Regions from separate parts of the Homo sapiens genome. Here region 2 is linked to region 1. The links are chromatin contacts, found by Hi-C in ENCODE. All regions are on one chromosome and are shown on one strand. The core of a region is the stretch at or near the end of the contact, and the rest is flanking DNA. Distances in the headings are between cores, read along the strand shown. Region 1 overlaps HCG27 (HLA complex group 27). Region 2 holds the start of NRM (nurim).

Region 1 (3,408 bases), core at 431-2,930:
GAGATTTGTAAGTGGAAGAATGAGAGGAAAGGGAGAGACTCAGTGATGGAAAAGAAAACCTTAAGCCTTAAAGTGGTGAGGATTGTATCAATAGTTTTACTCTTTGGCAATTGTTTATTATATTTATTTAAAAAAAATTTTTTTTTGAGACGGAGTTTTGCTCTTGTTGCCCAGGCTGGAGTGCAATGGCATAATCTCGGCTTACTGCAACCTCCGCCTCCTGGTTCAAGCAATTCTCCTGCCTCAGCCTCCCGAGTAGCTGGGATTACAGGAATGTGCCGCCATGCCCAGCTAATTTTGTATTTTTAGTAGAGATGGGGTTTCTCCATGTTGGTCAGGCTGGTCTCAAAATCCCAACCTCAGGTGATCTGCCCACCTCGGCCTCGCAAAGTGCTGAGATTACAGGTGTAAGCCATCGCACCCACCTATTATCTTTTAATTTATACAGTTTCAAAATATTCCAATGTTTAGTATATACCCTAGAGGTGTTTCAGTGACAGTAGAGGAGGTGGCTTTCTAGGTAACAAGAGAATCCTGCAACCACAGAAACATGTACCAAAATCCAGGAGGTCATCGGCATCCCTGTGAGCTAAGCCGGACGATGGAGTCCAGGGTGTTCCCTTGAATCCCCATGAAACTGAGGCCCTAGGAGGTCATGGGCATTTGCCATGCACCATTCTAGGTCTCACTGGTGCTGGACGTCTCCAAGCTGAACTGAAGTGATCTCTGCTGCCAGCCGGGGAGCCTGGATGTCTCACCAACAAGCCCTTCCTTATTTCACTGATCTGCCATTTTTAATGTCCAGTCATCATGCTTGGAATGCCTGGTTATAGTCCCCATGACTACACATCCATGTGGCCACACATCCTGCACTCAACATGGATGGCCTCTTGGAACGTCTCCTGTTCTCAGAGGAGACGTTCAGAACACACTCCTCTGAGACTCAGAGGAGTCTCAGAACACACAGAGCCTGGAGGAATGGGGACTGTTGGCAAAAGTAGATCTAATGTGTCCCTCAAGGTGAACAAAAATCTTTGAAGAGATTACTTGATTAACAAACAAGTGCTGGGCGCGGTGGCTCATGTCTGTAATCCCAGCACTTTGGGAGGCCAAGGTGGGCTGATCATAAGGTCAGGAGTTCGAGACCAGCTGAGCCAGTATGGTGAGACCCCGACTCTATTGAAAATACAAAAATTAGCCGGGCGTGATGGTGCACGCCTGTAATCCCAGCTACTTGGGAGGCTGAGGCAGGAGAATCGCTTGAGCCCAGGAGGTGGAGGTTGCAGTGAGCCGAGATAGAGCCACTGCACTCCAGTCTGGGTGACAGAGTGAGACTCTTGTCTCAAAAAAAAAAAAAAAAAAAAAGTTACAATAGCCAGTAAGTACAGATCAGGTGCAGTCCTGGGAGGAACAGCAAAACAAAAAGTGAAACAGAAGCAGCAAAAGTCCCAAGGCTGAATAATCAGGGCGTTCCATCCAAATAAGGTAATTGTAAACACTGTAAAAGCAGCAGCCAAATGGAAAGCAATCACAATTAGTTGCTCAAAGAATGTGAGTGAGTTAAAAGGTCCTCCCCCAAAACCTTAATAGATCTGGGGAAAGCAGTGATAGTCAATCAGGGGTCTCTGGCTGCCATAGTACTCACCAGTAGTGAAGGGAAACTGAAACCAACGAAGCAGACAAACCTCTGAGTCATGGCACCGGAAATGTTGACGGCTGTTGTAATACCTTGGTTCTTGACTTCTTCATTTAAAAGAATTTAAACAAGAAACACGCAGCAAAGGAGATGAAGTACAAAGCAATTTATTACAAAGGAAAAATATTATTTTGAAAGTTAAGTGCAAAATAAACTGTACACCCTGAGAGGATTCAGGGTGGGCTGCTCCTAAGGATGAGACAGCATTGATCACTGCTGGAGAAACTCCCTTTATGGGAGTCTTACATGATTATTCACAGGAGGTGGGTGGGAAGAGGTGTTACTAGCAAGCATGTTCTGGGCGGTCTTCTGGGTGCACGTGTGCAGTAGCTGTACATGCTTGTTCATACATCTCATGACTCATTAGCATCTTAAATCTCCACCCAGGGCTGTGTTTTTTTTCACTATTGTGATGAGCAAAGGGTCAGTCTGAGAACAGGTGGAAATGCACGTGTTCTGTACAGGGTAAACTCCCTATTGGAGATAGCTTTGCTTGAATGAGCTGGACTACAATGTGAATGCTAGAGTTTATTGTGTTGATTGTGTGGTCATCACCAGTCGCTATGTCCCGAGGACATGTTTACTTTTTTCATTACCTATACTTCCTCAATTCCAACACCTGCCTGAGCTTACACAGGCAAATAAATGACTCATTTCAGCACCACCTTAGAGCTTATTCAGTGCAGCCTTTGACATCCCTCAGAGGAGAAGTTTTCCAAGCATGATTTTATTTTGTAAAGCCTCCGTTTTTTCAGCCTGCAGAGCTGAGACATTGATAATTTTATTCTCAAATATTTAGAGACTTTCTTATAAGATTTTCACATCTTGGTAACAAATTTCACTTACAAAATTTGCCAGAATAGGCAAAAGGAAAGAGACAGCAGGAGGGATCACTAAGATTTTTCTTTCCTGTGGAGTATTTTACTGTTCCTGCTTCTCTTTTCACTTTCCTGGGCTTGGGGGAAGGGCAGCTCCCTCGGACCATGAAAGAAAAATGGTAATACGGAAACATCTGTCTTTATCGCCTCCCCCAACCCTTCCACTCTGCTCTGGCTGTGCCCATTCTCCCTCCCACCCCCTGGCCCATAAGCCTTTTCCTTCTCCCAACCTCACCGAGAGCCCAAACTCTCACCTACAGCTGGCTCCTCAGTGGGAACTGAGTCATTACCTGCTAAAGGGTAGAAGAGGAGAGAGAGAGGCCAGAGCCTGGGGATGGGGCAGAAGGTGCGGCAGGAAGGAAGGTTAGAGTGAGAAAAATTTCCAAATAAGGGGTGATGTGTGAGTGCTCAGAGGGTGACTGAGGACATCTCCAGCATTTCCATTGAGGAGGGAGGAAGGAGGGGCCCTTGGGTTCTGGGGCAGATGCCGGCAGGGTCTGGATGAGATGCCCCCAACCTCAACCCTGGTCCTCTGAAAACACTTCACCCAGTCACACTGAGGAGCCCCTCCAGGCCCAGGGGCCCCTCCAGGTAGGCGTATCTCAGCTCCTCTCTGGAAGGACCCCCACAGCTGCCCAGCCCTGGTATGTCTCATCTCCCTGGTTCTGGTCCCCTTGAGTCTTGAGTCCGGGGTTGGCTCCTTCCCTTCCTGCAGCCGGGTCAGAGTGAGCTTGGCAGATGAGAAGCCAGGTGCTCTGCATGGCAAGGTGTGGTTGCCCTCAGGGTCCTCCTTGTCAGGGACCACAAGCCCTGGGGAAGGAGGCACTCGATGTA
Region 2 (3,727 bases), core at 234-2,733, 510 kb after region 1:
CCCCATAGCTTGTAGCACATTGCTTTGTGTGGTAAGTGTCTCTATTCATGGTCCTAGCAGGAAATGAATAGCACAGTGAAATTAGGATAATTTGGGGGAGAGTTTAATAAAGTGATAATTACAAAGAAGTAGGCAGGGTGTAGGGAAATCAGAAAGAATAGTGCAGTGCCTTAGTACCCACAGCTCTGTTGTGATCACCTCCAAGCTCAAAAAGATGAGGACAGAGCAGTCGTGTAGAGAGGACTTTCTTTTTTTTTTTTTCTTTTCTTTTTTTTTTTTTTTTTTTTTGAGATGGAGTCTTGCTCTGTCGCCCAGGCTGGAGTGCAGTGGCGCGATCTCGGCTCACTGCAAGCTCTGCCTCCCGGGTTCACGCCATTCTTCTGCCTCAGCCTCCTGAGCAGCTGTGACTACAAGCGCCCGCCACCGCGCCCGGCTAATTTTTTTTGTATTTTTAGTAGAGACGGGGTTTCACCGTGGTCTCGATCTCCTGACCTCGTGATCCACCCGCCTCGGCCTCCCAAACTGCTGGGATTACAGGCGTGAGCCACCGCGCCCGGCGAGAGGACTTTCTCAATAAAAACTGTGACTTTCATTGATACCGTCCATTTGGGACAACTTACTGAAGCAGAAAGCAGGGTGGAGACTGAATTCAAGGGAAAACATAAGATGTCTGGTACAGCATACAACAGCATTGATTCAGAGGAGGGTGGGAGTACTGAGCCCAGGAGACGGAGAAGGAATGTAAAGCCTGCGAGAGGCTGCTCAGCAATTATCTGGTCCCTTAGCCTACAGGATTAGCAGCTTCCTAACTCAGGCAATTATCTCTCTGGACCTGTTTCTTCTATCTATAAGTTGATGGAATTAGTCTAATGATATCTAAGGTCCCTACTATGTGTACGTCTACTGTGACAAGGTCCTTAGCTGCATGATCTTTAATTCTGACAAAGGTTACTATCACAAATATTTTAACATGTTTATTCTCGTGGTTACTAATCAACAATCTCTGGCACTATTACAACAAACCTTTCAGTATTTACAGAGAAGTTATTTGCCATTCTTAGCAACTGGCCAGTCAACAACTCAACTTTATAGTAAGTTACAGAATTTATTCTGTATATTGTATTCTGTACAATGTATTCCATACATTAATTTATTTTGTGGTAAAACAGTAACTTTTCATTTTAGATGGGAAAACTAGACGAGCTGAGATTCAACCCACGTGAGCGGCTGCAGAGCCGCTACCCTTAACAGCTCTCTCTCGGGATTCTAACATTCCCTTCTGTGACGGAGAGACAGCAGGCCGGGACACGCATCCCAGGACGGATCCACAGCTGGATGGGGAAGGCTGCGCCAGGCGGGCCGGAAGCCTGGCGGTGGCGTGCAGGAGCCCCGCCCTCCTGGGCTGGATTCAGCCGGGGGCGGGGCCGCGGGCGGGGCCTGTGGCAGCGGGAATCCCGACCCCGCCCCTTTCCCCACCCCTCCATTTCTCGCCATGGCCCCTGCACTGCTCCTGATCCCTGCTGCCCTCGCCTCTTTCATCCTGGCCTTTGGCACCGGAGTGGAGTTCGTGCGCTTTACCTCCCTTCGGCCACTTCTTGGAGGGATCCCGGAGTCTGGTGGTCCGGGTGAGCGGGAGGGATCGAGGATGAACTGGGAGGAGGAAGGTGGAGCCGTAGGAGAGGGATTGAGGGCGGGGCTTGGAAACAAATGACAGGGGAAGTCCAAGAGAGGGAACTCGAACCTTGAAAGCGGCCGAGAAGCTACAGGGGAGGGAGACCTGAGTTCTAAATTAGGAACTCAAGGATTAGAGTTTTGGAGAGGCGGGAGAGTGAGGACTGAGGGAGCCGAAAAGGGCGGTGACCGGAGTATTCTAAGTAAAGTGTTTTGTAGAGAGGACTGTTGAGAGGAGAGTGTTAAAAAGAAGGAGCATTTGGAGAACCGAAGTAAGAGGGGCAATCCAGCGTGGCCTCTCCAGCCATGCTTTTTGCAACTGCCTAACATGTGGTGTTCTATAAATCCTCTTCCCCAGGTTTGCAGGAGGCCTAGGGAAGAGGGCAGAAACTAGGGATGGAAAAGTGAGATGGGCACAGCCTAGAGAGGAAGCATTAAGGCTCTTGAAAGCAGTAAGGGACATGGCCTGGGGATCCAAGAGGAGATGAGGGTGGGGGAAACATTCTGCCACTGTTTCGATCTTTTGTCTCTTTTTCCCTCAACTTCCTGTAGATGCCCGCCAGGGATGGCTGGCTGCCCTGCAGGACCGCAGCATCCTTGCCCCCCTGGCATGGGATCTGGGGCTCCTGCTTCTATTTGTTGGGCAGCACAGCCTCATGGCAGCTGAAAGAGTGAAGGCATGGACATCCCGGTACTTTGGGGTCCTTCAGAGGTCACTGTATGTGGCCTGCACTGCCCTGGCCTTGCAGGTATGAGGCCCTGGCCTTGCAGGTATGAAATCCTGGCAGTTGAGTCCCCAAGGGAGACCAAGTGTGGGAGGGGTGCCGTGGATTGGAGGGGCAAAATATGGGTTCAGGAGGAGAATTGAGGAACTAATCTCAGCTTCCATTCCTCCACAGCACATATCCTACTTTTTATCAAGAAGGGTGTACTTGTCCTTCCCTAAGCACAAGATATGCTTCTCACCTCTGCAACTTTGTTTATGTCCTGCTTGAGATCCCTTCTCTTCAGTCCTACCCTTTCTTCAAAACCACTTCCCTAGGTCTGAAGAGAAGGCCTTGTCTGTCTTTTCACTGGGTGGTTGGCACAGGCTACTACTTTGCGTAGCTATCAGGTCACCCCATCTATTCTATAAGTTCTCAGGGTAGAGACAGGCCATCCTTACATCTTTGGGACCTCACCCAGCACGCACCCTCCACATGGTGAATATTTGGTGGTGATGCTTAGGAGAGAGGTGGGGGAGAGTTGCAGGCTAGCCTGTGGTGGGGGCAGATCTGGGTCTGGGTCTCCCAAGGTCGGGCAGACTAGGCCACTGGGATACCCAGCCCCTTATCCTTCCACAGCTGGTGATGCGGTACTGGGAGCCCATACCCAAAGGCCCTGTGTTGTGGGAGGCTCGGGCTGAGCCATGGGCCACCTGGGTGCCGCTCCTCTGCTTTGTGCTCCATGTCATCTCCTGGCTCCTCATCTTTAGCATCCTTCTCGTCTTTGACTATGCTGAGCTCATGGGCCTCAAACAGGTGAGGCTCCGAGATCCCTACCTATGACCTCTGACCCATTTTAGAACTCCTCGTTCCCTTTCAAGGGTTTCCCTCCTCCCATGCTCTTCTACTGTCTCCCTGCTTCTCCCTCGTGGCCCTTCCCTTTGACTTTCCCTCGTAAGGGCAGCAAGCATGGGCCTCCTGGGCCTGGGGAAGGTACATGGATCAGAAGTCAGGATCAGGGATCCAAGTCTCAGAAGGGGGGTTCCTGGGCCTGAGTTCTAGAAGGGTGGTGCCTGGAAGAGGAGGAAAGAAGTGCCCAAGATGAGAAAAGGGCTTGACTCCATTTCTAAGCTCTTCTCCCTCTCTTAGGTATACTACCATGTGCTGGGGCTGGGCGAGCCTCTGGCCCTGAAGTCTCCCCGGGCTCTCAGACTCTTCTCCCACCTGCGCCACCCAGTGTGTGTGGAGCTGCTGACAGTGCTGTGGGTGGTGCCTACCCTGGGCACGGACCGTCTCCTCCTTGCTTTCCTCCTTACCCTCTACCTGGGCCTGGCTCACGGGCTTGATCAGCA

What was found. Hi-C counts contacts between places; a loop is a spot of excess contacts on that map. Pooled maps may share reads with other maps.
Region 2: a map with no recorded cell type shows a loop between it and region 1 (4-fold over the local background). The contact joins the promoter of NRM here to the enhancer-like site in region 1. A Hi-C loop is called at or near these places in 1 of 168 maps with a recorded cell type or tissue (gastrocnemius medialis), 3 of 37 single-sample maps with no recorded cell type and 9 of 50 pooled maps.

Annotation. Positions count from the first base shown.
Region 1 is chr6:31,202,348-31,205,755 of GRCh38, reverse strand. It overlaps HCG27 (HLA complex group 27), which reads right to left. Exons shown (of 2, transcript NR_026791.1): 2 at 1,788-3,384. Among named protein-coding and RNA genes, the nearest start is that of HCG27, 6.3 kb to the right of the region's middle. RefSeq lists enhancers at 1-400, 401-1,120, 1,121-1,840, 1,841-2,561, 2,720-3,258 and 1 more. Within about 2 kb of position 1,680, at least 33 of the 41 ENCODE cell types and tissues checked have a DNase peak (open chromatin) inside an H3K27ac peak, as active enhancers do; they include gastrocnemius medialis, where a contact is called at or near this core.
Region 2 is chr6:30,688,740-30,692,466 of GRCh38, reverse strand. NRM (nurim) reads left to right here and starts at 1,483. Exons shown (of 4, transcript NM_001384369.1): 1 at 1,483-1,625; 2 at 2,224-2,420; 3 at 3,015-3,191; 4 at 3,525-3,727. The coding sequence starts at 1,493.